Linked DNA regions of Mus musculus: region 2 is linked to region 1. The links are chromatin loops, found by intact Hi-C in ENCODE. Cell type or tissue: left cerebral cortex. All regions are shown on one strand.

Region 1 (8,000 bases):
TTGGGGCGGGGAAAAAGAAAAAAAAAATAAAAATTTTGTTTAACTAAATTTGAGATAGGGTCTCTCTGTGTAGCCCTGTCTGGTCTAGAACTCACTATGTAGACCAGGCTGGCCTTAAAATTGCCTGTCTGCCTCTCAAGTGCTAGGATTAAATTGCATGTACCACCACACTAACCCTCGTCCCCAAGATATGTTTTGTGTGTGACTATGACATAAGGGTGCCAGTGCATGATGAGGCCAGAAGAGGGTGCCAGATGCCCTGGAGCTGGAGTTAAACAGGCAGTGATGAGCCTCCTGCTCTGGGGTGAACTGGACAAATGAAATTATATTTGTTATCTTCTTCATAGATACCTGGGTTGTTTCCATTCTGGGATATAATAGATGAAGCTATTATACGAATTTTTGTGTTGACAAGTATTTCCTTCCTTGATGGTAAATATCTAGGAGTGGAATTGTCAGATCACAGAAAATCATTATTGTAAGCACTTTTACCTTTATAAGATGCCCAATAATTTTATAGGCCTATCGACAATGTATGAGAGTTCTGATTGTTGCGTCTCTGTGTTAACCTTTGATGTTGTCAAATCTTTTCAATTGAGTGACTTTTTGACAGATGTACACATAATAGTATCCCCTTTAAACTACATTTTCTTCAATGACTTAAAAAAAAAAGCCCAAACAAACAAACAAAAAACAACCTGTGAGTATTTTTTATGTTCCTGACATTTCTTTTTTTTAAATATTTTTTTATTACGTATTTTCCTCAATTACATTTCCAATGCTATCTCAAAAGCCCCCCCCCCCCCCCATGTTCCTGACATTTCAATGTCTTCTTTTGAAAAGTGTCTTGGGTATTCCAGAGGCATACATTCAGCTGGAAAGGCCTGGAGCCATCTTGATTTGTGTACTGCTATGATTGCCCCAAGAGAAACCACAGTTGTGGCTTTCCAAGTTTGCTATCCCAGAAAACTCTCGTCGCTTCCACTGTCTCTTTATCTGCCTCTGTCTCTTTCTCTCTGTGTTTCTCTGTCTCTTTCTTTCTCTGTGCCTCTATCTCCCTGTCTCTCTGTCTCTCCGCCCCATTCTCTGTCTCTCTGTGTATGTCTCTCTCTACATCTCTCTCTGCCTCCCTATCTCTCTCTTTTTCTGTCTCTCTCTTTTCCTGTCTCGTTGTCTCTCACTGTCTCTTTCTCTATATCCCTGGGTCCCTGGGTCCCTGTCTCTGTCTGTCTGTCTGTCTGTCTGTCTGTCTGCCTGTCTGCCTGCCTGTCTCTGTGTCTGTGCACATGCATATGTGCTTGTACTTAGTTTGTGAGACCAGGTCTCACTGTGTAGCTCAAGCTGGACTGAAACTCGTGATTCTCCTGCTGTAGCCTTCGGAGTGCTGGGCTTACTACCATCACATCGAGCTCTTAGCTGATTTTCTTTCCAAATGGTACTTAATAAGCTTTTTAAAGCCAGTCAGTAACAAGTGAGGGTTTCTTCTACTTTAAAATCCAGTTCCCTGAAACTAAAAAGTAAGGTTTGTGTCGTCAGCCATGGTTGTAGCATACATAGAGTGATGACATCATTTCTAGTCACTGTTGCTTTCCTGAGGCCTATTGGCCATTGCATAATTTCCATGCAGGAACAAAAGATGGACGCCAAGCATCCAAGGAGAGTGATTTCAGAAGCGAATCCTTTCTCTTGAATACCTAAAGATCTTTTACTCTTCCTCTTTGCAGCACTCCATGATGCTAATGGTATAGGACATGTGTGTGCTCTGGTTTGCCTTCATACTATAAATACTTTGAGAGTGTGCTGACTAAAGTTGACAAAGGCTAGAGCTGTCTGAGAGAAGAGAACCCAAATGAGAAAATGCTTCCACAAGATTGGGGTGTAGGCAAGCCTGTAGGGCATTTTCTTAATTAGTGATTGATGTGGGAGGGTCTAGCCTATTGTGAGTGGGGACACCCTGTGCAGATGGTCCTGGGTTCTATAAGAAAGCAGGCTGAGCAGGCTGTGGGGAGCAAGCCAGTAAGCAGCACCTCTCCATGGCCTCTGCGGCAATCCAGGTTCCTGCCCTGTTTGAGTTCCTTTCCTGATTTCAGTGATGTGCTAGAGTAAGCCACATCTAATTCTTCCTCCCCAAGATGCTTTGATCATGATGTTTCACCACAGCAAATGATACCTCGAGTAAGGTAGAGATCATAGGCATGTTCCATTTGTATCCTCTATACCACCCCGAACTGATAATCAGTAAGTCTTATACACACAGAAATAAACAAAAAAACAAAACAAAACAAAAAAACCAAATAACAAACCCAAAACACTTGTTTAATAAAAATGTAAAACAAAAGAAACCCAAGCCCCCAAACTGAAACAAAACACTAAAAAAACCCGTCTCCCCCCCCTCCCCCAAACTCAAATCTACAAATCTCCACAATATACCAAGCCGAGAGAAAAACTGATTAATGAGCCATAAGTTGCATCATTGTCTTGTTCAGGAGATGAGTCATGACTGAGATGCCAGGGTCTCCTCCCGCATCCCTGTGGGCACAGCATTCGGGGACAGAGATCAGCTGTAAGCACACTAAGTGGCTGTACTTGTCATCACTAGGAAACTTACAGTCATCAGTCTTGGAGTTCTGTGCTCGCAGCCGTGGCCCCTAATGTACAGAGCTGACTGGAGGTTACTTACAGAGAAGCGTGCTTTAGTCAGCCCAGGCTGTTTACCAGTGCACCACAGGCAGCGTGGCTGCTGAAGCAACCAACACAGATATTTATTATGCCTTATAACATTAGCAAAATTATAGTTATGAAGTAGCAATGAAAATCGTTTTGTGGTTGGGGGATCACCAGAACATGAGGAGCTATATTGAGGGTCTTGAACTCACAGCCCCAGGAAGGTTGAGATCCACAGACGCAAGGATCCCAACTTGAGTGTGGGTGGTCTTGTTCTCACAACTGAACACAAACCTTATTAGTGCTCAAAGGCCCCACTTCCAAATGCTATCACCTGTGATGACTGGGGTTTCAACATAAAAGCTTTGGTGGCGGGGTAAACAAATATCAGTACAAACGGGTGTGGTGGTTTACAACTATAATTCCTAACGTGTGAAAGTAGAGGCTGGAGGGTCCGGAGCTCAAGATCACTCTCTGATACAGAGTAAATAGCCTGGGCTGCAGGAGACTGTCGCAGCCGCCAAACCAAATCCCATTCGCTCTCCAGCAGAGGCAGTGGCAAATTATATTGTAATCTCTATTTTAAAGAAAAGCTCAGTGGCTGAAGTTGGTGAGCCTAAGCTGTTCGAGCACTGTCCTAACGACAATGGGCTCACCATCTTCAGTCTCGTCATTCATCTGAGTTCATTTGTTAGGTATCAAGTGTTGTGTGATGTAATGAAGAAATCAGCCTGAAGAGAAGGGAGAGAAGAAAAAAATGTGAAGCCACTAGAGGACGATGTAATACAACAATACAATGAATCCAGACAGTACAAACACAGTGGAAGCTCCGCGGAGTGGGCGGGCGGGCACTGCAGCCTCCCGGGACTGGGGAGCGAAGCTGGCCTTCAGCTGCATCTTCCCATCTGCCCAGGGAAAACAGCTCACGCGTACTTGAGAACTCCCACTTTAGAGGCTGACTTTGGATGAGTTTTACTGAAAGTCTAGCGTGTCTTTGGCCGATTTTCTGCCTCTTGCAGGTCTCCTGAACTTCTTTTCCCTCTCAGAAAAGCTCACCCCTGGGAATGGGCTAGGATGTGGCTCAGTGAGTAGAACGCTTCTTTTCCTCCCATCCTAACCCTTGCTTTCAGTTCCAAGGAGCCAGTAAAAAAAAAAAAAAAAAAAAAAGGCATGGTGGTCCGTGCCTGTAACCCTCAACTCCTGGGAGTTGGAGGCAGGAAGATCAGAAATTAAATTTAAAGTGGCAAGTTGCAGGCCCTCTGGGTTACATGAGACCTTGTCTCAAAAAAAAAAAAAAAAAGGTTATTTATTTATTTATTTTTCTGTTGAATGCAGCTGGATTTTGGGTTTTGATCACCCAGAGGCTAACTTACTTTCACTGTAATACATTTTGATTTTTTTTTTTTTTTCATCATTTGGATTACTGAGGAGTTTCTAATTCATTCTTTTTTTTTTTTTTTTTTTTTTTTTTTTTTGATTTTTCGAGACAGGGTTTCTCTGTGTAGCCTTGACTGTCCTGGAACTCACTTTGAAGACCAGGCTGGCCTCGAACTCAGAGATCCGCCTGCCTCTGCCTCCTGAGTGCTGGGATTAAAGGCGTGCGCCACCACGCCCCCCCTAATTCATTCTTGAAAAAAATTATTTAATTAATTTTAAACAGAGTTTCACTGGCTAATCTGGACCTCTATGTAGGCTAGGCTGGTCTTGAGCTCACAGAGATCCATCTGCCTTTGCTCCACACCTGGCTCAATAACACTTTGATATCAAGCTGGATAATTGTTTGAAATTGGGCCTCATTATATACTGCAAAATGGACTTTAACTCACACATGTAGCTGAGGCTGGCCTTGAACTCTTGATCCTCCTGCTTGTTGGGATTCTGGGTATGTGACGCTATTTCCAATTTAAGTAATTCTTTGAATGTGTTCCCTTGTTTCGTCCTTTCATACTTGTATTTCCATCACAATATGATCTGAGTGGAGACTTTGAGAATGTCAGTAGTGTTCTTTTGATGAATCTTTGTATTTAAAAAGGGCACCAGAATATTTGTCTTGGATTTATAAGTATTTAAAATTACTTACTGGAGTCCTCAGTCACTATGAGTTGCATATCGAGTGCTTGCCTCCATAAAGCATGCCCTTAGCATGCACTAGGTGAAATGAATAGACCCCTGAGTGGGGGAGGGGGGCTCCACAAGTTCTTGAGGAATCTCAGAGAGAGACAGAACAGAAACCCTGTCAGAGTTCAGCTTGCTTGTCCATAGGTCACAGGAAATTCATGTCCAGAGCCTTTTGTTGAGGGAAGTGGCACTGGGAAGTTCCTGATTCATAGATCGTCATATTCTAGATGAGTATGATGCCTATGGCCGATGCTTTATCTAAGGTCATTTCAAGATCAGAAACATCAACATTGTTAAGTTTGTCTTTGTTAAGGTTTTTATTGCTGTGAAGAGACACCCTGACCACATCAACTCTTATTAATTTTTTTTTTTTTAAATTGAGGCTGGCTTATAGTTTCAAAGGTTTAGTCCATTATCATCAGAGTGGGAAGCATGGAGACATGCAGGCAGACAGGGTGCTGGAGAAGAAGCTGAGAGTTCTACGTCTGGATTGGTAAGTAGCAGGAGACTGTGCCACACTGGGAATAGCTTGAACATAGAAGACCTCAGAGCCCGCCTCCACAGTGACACACTTCCTCTATCAAGGCCACTCCTACTCCAACAAGGCCACTCCTATTCCAACAAGGGCATACTTCTTAATAGTGTCACTCCCCCTGGGCTGGGCATTCACCAACATGGAGTCTATGGAGGCCACTCCCTTTCAAACCACAAAGCCTAAAGCAGGTTCCCCTGATGGCAATGTTGCTGACATTGTCCTAAATGACAGCCTGGGCACAGGTCAGGATGGATTCTGACCAGGTAAACAAAAAGGTCTCCAGTGGATAAACAAAAGCGCCAACTTGTCATTTCCCAGAAACCTGGGCGGGGGGGGGGGGGGGAGGGGGAAGTGGGTTTCTGCTTGTTAGAAAAGCCATTCATTTTTTTTAACCACCCCTATAGCTAACCACCTCCAGCAATTGGGGTATGGTTCTCAATTAAGCAAGCTTGCAACAGATCGAAGTCCCCATGCTAGGTCTCAGGTGCCACAAGCCACCTACTACACTCTTCCTCCCAGAATGTTCTTGTTCACAGGCTTTATCCAGCCGCAGCCTGGTGCCTTAAGACTGGCGAGGTTCTCCTCATTTTGGTGTTCTCTCTTTGTGGCCATACACACCCCAGAGAGACAGCCCTGGCAGCTTGAATTCCCCCAATAAATCTTAATTTCTACCCATGGAATGGCCCAGTTCATTGGAACTTTGTTAGAAATGCATACTCTCGAGCTGTTACTGGAGATGCACTGGATCATAACTTTGGGGGCAGCTCATGCTTTCCTAAGCCTTCCAGGCCACCCCATGCTCAAGTTTGAGAAACGTTGGTCCAGTGGCCTATGAGGTGGTCTACAGACTACTAGCTGAGTCTCGAGTGTTGATCTTGGCAGTTGGTAAGTGTAAGGTAGGTGGATGGTAGTGGCCAGACCAGGAGTGGCCAGATGGGGGCCAGGATATAGATGGAAAGAGGCTGTTGGAGTTAAGAGTTGGGTTAGTTGTGGGGTCAAGATACAGTGAGATGCTGGTTGATAGCAGATGAGCTGAACAAGGAGAATTCCCGAGTTATCCACAATCGTGGAGTCAATGGACAGAGTCCACAAGTAAGCGTGGCTACCTGGGTTCCTTTGTTAACCCCTGACGAATTGCTACTGACCAGGTTTCAATTTTATCAGAAGCTCTACTTGAGTAACTTGGAGTTGTCTTGATACGCACACTGTGTAGCTCACTTGTACTATGATTTAGCTTAATGTACAGTATATAAGTTAAATCTCTCTCTCTGTGTGTGTGTGTTTGTGTTGGGTGTGAACCAGAAAAGTTTCTGTAAACTGAAATAACAGAAGCTGAACTAACTTTAGCTTCATAGAGAAACTGGTTGGATTTCTTGCCTAGTGGTTTGGCTTGGTTTTTGAGAAGTAACCAAAGAAAATGTATTTATATCAAGGCTTCCATATTCTTTGTTTACCAAGGCAGGTCAACAATGTGAAATACAATGAAACTGCTGTGGACTGAATCATATCTCTGGAAGTTCATATATTAAAGGCAGAGCTCCCATGTGATGGTGGTATTTGGAGATTAGGGCATCTAAATAGGTTTAGATGAGGTCACAGTGAGATTATAAAAAGATGACAGAGAGCCTGATCTTTTCCTACCATGTGAAGATCCAGGAGGAAGGCAGCTGTCTGCATGCACTGAAGAGAGCTTTTCCGCAAAAGGCCTCAACTGCTGTGAGAAACCAACTCTTGTTTAAGTACTATGGTTGGTGGTCCTTTGTTGTGACAATTCAGATCTGTCAAAGATACACTTCATATGGTATGATGGCATAGACCAGGAGTCTATGGCATGTAAGTTGTTGGTTATGCATCAGGACTTAAACTTTTCTTTTGCTAGATACATCAGAATATGGACCCATCAATGGCCCCAAGTTTCACAGGCTTCTTTGAGTAGACTTTTGGGAGACTTAAGATTCCTTCTCTAGTTGCTCTGGAAAGCTAATTCTGTAATGTGTCTTGATTCACTTGTTTCTTTTAAATCTTGCTGTAGTTTTTATTTGAAGCTCAAGCTGTTGCTTTTTCTTTTTCTTTTTTTTTAACCTTAGAAACAAAGCCTTTCATATGTTCTTGAGTTGTGTTTTTATTTTATTCTTTGAGACAGGGTCTATCTAGCCTTGTCTAGCTTGGAACTCAAACTCATAGAGACCCACTTGCTTCTGCCTCCCGAGTACTGAGGTTATAAAGGCCTGAGCCACCATACCCAGCTTTTTTTTTTTTTTTTAAAGATTTATTTATTTATTATATGTAACTACACTGTAGCTGACTTCAGACACACCAGAAGAGGGCGGCAGACCTCATTACGGGTGGTTGTGAGCCACCATGTGGTTGCTGGGATTTGAACTCAGGACCTTCGGAAGAGCAGTCAGTCAGGGCTCTTAACCACTGAGCCATCTCGCCAGCCCCATACCCAGCTTTTGAGTTGAGTCAAAAAAAGATTTATTTAGTGTATGTGGGAGTTTGCCTACATATATTTCTTTGTACCATATTTGTGTAGTGCTAACAGAGGACAGAAGTGGGCATTATATTCCCCGAATCTGAAATTAAACTGAGGAATTCTGGAAGATCAGTTAGTGCTCTTAACCACTGAGCCATCTCTAAAGCTCCCCTTGAGTTGGTTTATATCACCTTGAGAAGCTTCTCC
Region 2 (8,000 bases), 870 kb after region 1:
GGCAATGGCCAAGTACTGGTGGGTTCAAGAAAAGCCACCTCAACAGCAGCATCCGCTTATGTATCTCCTGCCCCCAAGTTAGACAGCAGATGTATTCTCTTCCATTCTCACACTGTTTTGATATACAGGTAATCAGGGGTACACACAGTGGAGCAGTGGGCACCCCTGTTCATAGCAGATGGAAGTAGGAACACCTTGCAGAACAAGGTGAGCGAGGGCTGGACGCAATGCTCACATCTCTCCTATATACATTTGATACTAAACCTCACCATCAAATGTATAAAAACGTGTTACAAATGCTCCAATGAAGCCAGATCATAGGAGGAGTTTGAGAAGCCCCAGATGCAATTAGAGGAGATGGAAGGGACTGGAAAGTTAACATGGTGACCCCAGAGGCCAGGAAGATGTCTGATCTCAGCTGGCAAACCCACTGATCAGGCAGAAGCAAATGCTGGCCAACGGAGGACAGAATTTGAGGAGGAGGAGCTGCCAAAGCAGTAAACTGGTTCAGATGAACAATGCTGAGAGTTTTAAGAAAGGCTGGATGGACATCAGAGGCAACAGAGAATCACCAGACCCCATCCTAGTCAGCCATTACTTTTCTCTGACATTTAAAAATATACTGAAAACTTGAATGCCTGGCTATACTCCACCTAGACCCAACAATTAATATTTTGTCATAAATGTTATCTGTAATTATTTTTATGGTACATTTCAAGGTAAGGGATGTGATTCAGTTGCCTTGGACTATATTGTGTTTCCCATAAATCATATGTTGAAGTCCTTTGAGGTACCACCCTCTGCCCCTAAAGTGAGGATACTCAAGAGACAGCCTCTGGAAGATTATTGAGTTTAAATGAGGTTTGTGTGTGTGTGTGTGTGTGTGTGTGTGTGTGTGTGTATGGGGGGGGGGGGGTCCTTCATAATGAGAGCAGTGGTCTCACACTTTCCAGAGGAGGATCTGTGGAAGGAGGCATAAGGCTTCCTTACCAGGTCTTTACCAAATTACCAGAGTTTACTAAGGTTTTATGGTAACCTGAGCTCATGTATCAAGATCCACACCTAAAGTGAAAACAAAGCAAAACAAAACAAAACAAAAAACTTCCTTTGTCTAGAAAGTCAGTAGCAAACTCTTTTAAGTATTTAGAAAACACCTCTATGGGTAAGAATGTTTCTGACAGTGATGAAGAAAGAGGGTTGCTGTATAAGGTTTCAGGTACTTATCAATAATTCCAGCTGAGCAAGTGATTGATACCCATGCTTCGAGATCTCAGACCACAACTTTCAAGGAGCAAGAATTGAGGATGAGTGTTCCTCCAGCTATAAAGAGAAAAGGACGCCAGGAGCCAGAATACTGATAGCTGTTCCCTAGCTGTGCTTGGTTTCAAAGGCTGGTTTTACAGTGAAACTCCGCAAAACACCTTGTGTTACGCAGCAGATGGAACTAAGTAGAAGGTCTCCCTGTCTCAGTGATTAAGTTGGATATCCTACCTAATGTCATATCAACAGATATTGGGGGCAGAGACCCTTGTTGTTTGGTGCATCTCGAGAGTCACAACTTGACTGAGGTCCCGAAGTTCTGGCTAAGGGCAAGACTCCTTGGTTTGGATGTGTGGTTTGGAGAGACTGTGGAAATGGGGCATTGGAGATGCAGTGGAGCCCAGTTACCATGACTAGAGGTGAGAAGCCCCTTGTCTTTCACTCTCAAACCCCTAAGAGCTTGGGAGGCCGTATAATTATCCCCATTTTACAGATGAGGAAAAGGAAGATTTAAAATAACGACGTGATTTGCCCAAAGTTAGTACAGCAGTTAAGTGGCAAACTAATCTGAATGGATCCAGTTTGCTTTCTTGGGAGGCCCACTTGGTGCGCGCTGGAGGTTACCCAGCCAAGAACAGAGGCTGCAAAAAGCTTTGAATAAGATGGATATAAACGATCCTGGCAACACGTACGGGCCTTGGTGACAAGAAGCATGTTTGTTCAAGTCGGGCTGGGATTGGTGGGTCAGCATCTTACCATCACTTCTCCTTTATCAGGCCTGAGCCCCTGCCAGGCTAAATATTTTTGGGACAGCATTTATTAAATATTTTTCTCATAAGGCTAAACTAAGCACATTCTTCCTCAGGAATGTCACTGGGTTTATTCAGCTAAAAATAACTGGCCAACTTATCATATTTGGCAAACTATGAAGGGCTCACTGTGAGTCATCAGGTGGAAGAAAGGTCCAGTAAAGACCTGGGCACTGGTGGGTATGAGCATTAGCTGCCCTTCCAAAGGACTCAGGATCGATTGTCAGTGCCCGCACAGCAGTTCACAATGGCTAACTCCAGTCCCAGGAGATCCAGTGACGACTTGTGGCTTCTGAAGGCAGGACATGCACACGGCACCCACACAAAACACCCATACGTGTAAAAATAAATAACCACAACAAAATATATGGAGACTAGAATATCAGAGGAAGAAGAAGAAGAAGAGAAAGATGGATTGCATATGGGATGGGCAAGAAAGATGAATGACTCAAAAATACTGAATGGAAAATTCACAATAAAATTCGAGAAATACATGAGAAACTGAGGTTGTAACAGTCAGAGTTATTCATTAACAAAACCCCTTAATTAAAAAAAAAAAAGACACAGGCAGAAAGCTTTATTCCACAGAATAAAGGCAAATGATCTTGAGATAAAGGTAAACACAGCCTTAATGGTGTGAAGGGTCATGGTTTGAAAGAAGTCAAGCAATATGTCTTTACTACTACTGTTCCGCGCGGGCAATTAATTCTGGTGGGCGAACACATTTTCCTCTATCAAAAGACACCACATTCATCAAATAAATGAACACAAACTTACCCACCTCTTCACTAAAGAAGTGACCTTGGCTTTAAGAACGTTAAATGGGCCCACTGAAGCAAGATGGACTGTCTCAGTACAGTCTCTTACAAGCACCGCCAGTTGGAACTAGTACTAAGCTATGGCAACTCATTTATGTCAGGCTAACTTTTTTTTTCCCTTAACTGCAATACCAGGAAGCACTGTAGATAGAACTGTCGCAAAATATTAAGTATATATTGATTGCATCTGACCTTGTTCCGCCAAAGATTCTCAGAATAAGCTAACAAACAGGGAGATGACATTTGAGGAGTGCTTGTGTCGTAATAATTGCTTAAAGGTCTGGGGGGCGGGGGGGGGAGCGTGAAGTAGGCAACTCAATATAAAGGAGCAACCTGCTGAATGAAAAGTTGTAAAATAAGCCTGCCGCCCATCTGGGTGGCAACCAGTCAGGCTTTTTAATCAACACCTTAGCTCCTACTCCTGCAGACAGGACGCAGCTGAAACTTCCTGGCTGCAAAGTGGGATTGGTGGGAAAATGCTGATTTTCTATAAATGGAAATACCTGGGATGTTGTTAATGAAAAAGAACCAGTGACTCAGCCTGGCAGAGGGGAAGGCACTGCCCTCGCTGTGGGGTGCTCTCTTCTGCCATTAGCATCTCACAGAGGACCCTTTCTGTGTTCCCCTTCCGCCCCGCTTAGCCACTACTTCTTTGTAGGGTTGAACAGGAAGTGATAGCGCCTGCACCATGGGAAGGAGTTTTGTACATTTTGTTCTATCAGATTAGCCCCAGTAACTTTATGAATTATGAGCTGTCAACTCCTTTTTCAACCGCTATAGAATATGCTTCTTAGAAATTGTAGCTATAAATAAAACAACAGATGTTTTCAATTGGCTCCAATAGCGCTTGGGCAACTTCGTTCAAGGGGAGAAGTGAAAAGAAATCATTGTAAGACTGCGTTAGGGCTCCGCCTGCTGGTCGCTTTTGCAACAGCCTTGTAAAGACATGCTCATTGAAGCCACTTAGGAAAACCAGAGAGGGGTTAAAAGCCAGCCGTGGCCTCTCTGTGAGTTTTATGTTTTGTATGACTAGATCCTCTTCTAGGCACAACTGTCACTATATCTAGAAAAGAAAAGGGGGGGAGGGGGATCCAAAAGAGGAGGAACATGCTTGAGCTGTTCCTGGTTTCTCTATGGGCAGTGAGAGTCAGGGAACTTTGAACTAAATATCCAGTATCTCGGGATCCTCGCGGTGCAGCTGAGAGAAATTGTCAAAGATTAATAGGATTAATAAGACCAGCCATATTAAACTGCTTCTAGTTCTTAAACTCTAGGGGGGAGTTGGAAACATAGCTAAATAGGAAAGTATTAAATTTACACCTTTCAGGTGGATTTAGCAGCCAATGGTTGATTGGACTGAGCGTGGGGGGTCCCCTCCCTGATGGAGGAGTTGGAGAAGGGACTGAAGGAGCTGAGGGGGTTTGCCGCCCCGTATAGGGAGCAACAGTGTCAACAGGCCAGTCACCCCGGAGCTCCTGGTGACTGGACCAACTACCAAAGAATACACATGGAGGGACCCATAGCTCTGGCTGCATATGTGGCAGAGGATGGCCTTGTTGGACATCAGTGGGAGGAGCAGCCCTTGGGCCTGAGGGTGTTCAATGCCCCAGTGTAAGGGAAGCCAGGGCGGGAGGTCGAGAGTTGGGGGGGGCGCACCCTCATAGAGACAGGAGAAGGGGGAATGGGATAGGGGGGTTTCCAAAGGGGAGACCTGGAAAGGGGAAAACATTTGAAATGTAACTAAAGAAAATATCCAAAAAGTGTTCTCTGCTGCCATGCTACCGAAACCCTGTCAATCACGTGTTAGGGATGGCTGGCATCAGCAAGCACAGGTTCCTTCAAATGTGTGTGCAAAACATTAGAAAGTGAGAGGGTGGTAGGAGTCACTGACACATCGTCTGGTTACAATGACCTATCCTTCTGAACCTAAGGTGTGGGGCTTAAAGCAGGCTTTGCAAATTAAGTATTCATTTTCACTCTGCTAGAATAAAAAAGACTGAAGAGCTCCGGTGACCTCTGAACATGGACCTCGCAGAAGACAACGGGCCATGTGGCCTTAACGTGAATCTCAAAGCCTGGGGCAGCTACAAATCAGAGATCATGGCTGCAGGAGCCTCTGTGTGTTCAGATCTGGTGGGGAAGGAAGACCGTGGAACTGCGAATAGCATGAAGCCAGTTAGTGAGGGAGGAAAGGGGATAGTGGAAACTATGGTACACATTCAGGCCGCTACACATTGAGGCCACTTCCGGGAGCCGACACAGCAGCCTCCTTGTCTCCTTTGGGATAGACTGGGAGGCTGGTGTGAGTGCTTACCCTCCCCCCCTCCCCCCCCCCCCCCCCCCCCGCAAAGAGGTTAAGGCTCTAGGAGGGCTTCTCTTTCCAGTCCTCACTCTTCCCTACTTCTGAGTCATCTGTCAAAGTAACCTCCTTTGATGGTTTTGGAATTCTGAGCAATGCATGCACAGCACTATAGGACTCTGAGAAAAGGGTGGGGGAACAAATCTGCCTGTGAACTACTACAGTCAGTCAATGACAGGACAGGGACAGGTGGCTTAGTCTGAGGAGCCCACTCTGCTCCCACCACAGGTTATTCTGGGGTGTGTGTGTGTGTGTGTGTGTGTGTGTATGTGTGTGTGTGTGTTACCATTCAGTCATTTCATTCTTCAGAAAACTATGTTTTTTAAAATGTGGTTATGGGAAAATAATCCCGTTCCACACAAGATCAGAGACAATGCACTAAGGCCAGAGCATCTGAACTGTGGGTACAAAGACTGTCGTCGTCATCGTCGTCATCGTCGTGGCCAACATGATGATGATTTAATATGTGCTACATTCTGGACTTGAGTGGGTGTACTGAAATTTCCAAATACAATTGTCCACAACACCGTGAGGAGGGCTCTGCCATCATCCCATCTTTATGAGGAGGTGGGCAGACCGGAGACCCAGATAAAGAATTTGTTCAGTCTCACACAACCAAACCAGCCAGAACCAGCATTCAATTCAAGGGACTCCCCATGTACTAAGTAAGTACTTCATCAATGGACTGTCCAGAGCCAGATGGCAACATTATTAGTGGTTCTGTGGCCAGAGAACGGACTCAGGAAGTGAGAACTGCTCCTTGCCTGGTCTGGCCTTTACAGAACATAGTCTTCTTTCCTAAGAGAGTCCACCATTAAATGCATAGCATATCTGATTGCTGGCTGTCCAATGGAAGCAAGCCCCATCATAGCGACTCGACACACATCCCTCCTCACTCTTAAAAACCACAAGAGTGCTTGTGAGAGCAGCTTGGGCACAGTTCTCTCCTTTCCCAACTGACCATTCACTTTGGAAGGGGAAAATGCCAGATCTTAGATGAAATCACGCAGAATACATGACACAGCCACCATGTGGACTTCAGACTGGGACAGAAACAAGTCACAGGGCCCTGCAACAGGGGCTCTGAACAGAAGGAGGCGTGGAATCAAGTTTCCTGACATGCATCCTGCACTTACTCTTATAAATGTAAAACAGAAAATGAATTAACCAAAACTTTTACGGTCATTCTTGCCCGCCCTAGTCACACTTGGAACAATGTCAGCACAGAGCAAGGACCTGCCAGCAGGCTGTGACACAAGACTGGTAGACTCAGAACTGGGTAGACAGCAGTGCTCTTTCAAACAGTCTTCCGATCTTCTTCTGTGTGGCTTTGGTCATCTGGGGGATGTATTCATTTCAAAATAAAAACTATTAAGACAAACAAATGAACTATACCATAGTGTTCCAAGAGGATCGAGTAAGCAGGCACACTTTTACTGGGGTTATTCAAGATGGCTCTGCCCTCCTGGAAAGGCATTTGGGCTGAGCTGAGTGGAGCTGGGAACACCCACAGCATTTGACACAAGCCAAAAACCTGTTGGGTTTCCAGCTATCTCGGAGTTTGTCATAGTGTCCAGCGTGAGAGCAGGACATGAGCAGGGCTCTACTGAAACGGTGTGATTAGTAAGGTTCTTGCATCTGACGCTTCTCCATCTGTCCCTGGCTTCCCTTTAAACGAACAGGAAGTTTGACTGTGTGCCTCCTGCTTCGAGACCATCATCTGCTAACTGCAGATGACAGAAGGTTCAATTACCAGGGAAAGACTGGCATCGCTTAGCCATTAAGTCAGAAAGCCCACACGGTCTGCTTAGGTTCACATCTGGACAATATGAGCAGGAATAATTTCATTTATTAAATTAGGGGTTATTAACATGTCCCATATTGGCTGAAAGACAAATGGACAGAAGTTATAATATAAAAGGGGTCGAGGTAGAAATATCTACCAATATTAGAGACAGAAGCAGGCTCCTTATAGAACTGAGTTTCTTCTTGATAAGATGGTCCAATGGTATACATTTTAGTAGTACAGTTGTCACCAATTCAGTCTTTATAGAGCATTCGGGTTAATGACCTCATTCTTATGAAGACATGGAACTATTTTTCAAGGGTGGTGGTTACAGTCTTAAGTCTGAGCTGCACACTTCGGATAAGAATGATGACAGAGAATGGCTGAGCCATGCAGCCATTCCTTAAGCTGCAAAGCTGTCTTCCTGCATGAAGTGACTCCTAAAACCCAACTTAGAAGTGGCCTGTGGACCTTCAACCCAGCACCTAACACTTATAAAAAGCACAACGAGTTTCATAATGCAAATAGCCTTTAATCGTTTGGGCCCAGAAGAGAGTTTTCTTTAAACACGTGAGTAGCTTTTGTTCTTTTTCATTGCAAGGTGTTGGTGGTGGGGAGCGGGTAACAGAGACTAGAGTTGCAGACAGTTTCCATCTTAGACCACGTATTACAAATTACCAAAACCCACCAAATTAAAAAAGGAAAAAAAATTATTCTGGAAAAGCAGCAAGAGAATGGGAAAGTTATGTTTTCCACAGGGGAATCTCCCTCGGAAATGTCACTTCCTGGGTAACAGATGCTGCACACAATGCATGCGTGAACAAGCAGTTAACACAGAGCAGGGACCAGATATTAGATACGGAGTCTCCCTCAGAAATGACAGTTCTAGTTTGGTTTTTTTTAAGCTATACAATAAATGATTGGTTGGAAATGTTAATGTACTCTGGAAAAATTATCTGACAAAGGAA

What was found. Hi-C counts contacts between places; a loop is a spot of excess contacts. Peaks named below come from ENCODE experiments on the same cell type or tissue, not always from the same donor. Only the 100,000 strongest peaks of a DNase experiment are listed, where the experiment ranks them.
Region 2: a loop joins it to region 1, with 4 times the contacts of the local background. A loop is called at or near these places in 4 of 42 quality-filtered maps.

Annotation. Positions count from the first base shown.
Region 1 is chr13:100,843,902-100,851,901 of GRCm38, forward strand. No RefSeq gene overlaps it. Among named protein-coding and RNA genes, the nearest start is that of Slc30a5, 14 kb to the left of the region's middle. In left cerebral cortex, CTCF peaks have their summits at 243 (motif pointing right) and 3,425 (motif pointing right); DNase peaks (open chromatin) are centred at 250 and 3,494; H3K4me3 peaks cover 693 bases.
Region 2 is chr13:101,715,923-101,723,922 of GRCm38, forward strand. The region is part of intron 2 of Pik3r1 (phosphoinositide-3-kinase regulatory subunit 1); the gene reads right to left. Among named protein-coding and RNA genes, the nearest start is that of Pik3r1, 48 kb to the right of the region's middle. In left cerebral cortex, a CTCF peak has its summit at 3,800 (motif pointing left); a DNase peak (open chromatin) is centred at 3,778; H3K4me3 peaks cover 327 bases; H3K27ac peaks cover 337 bases.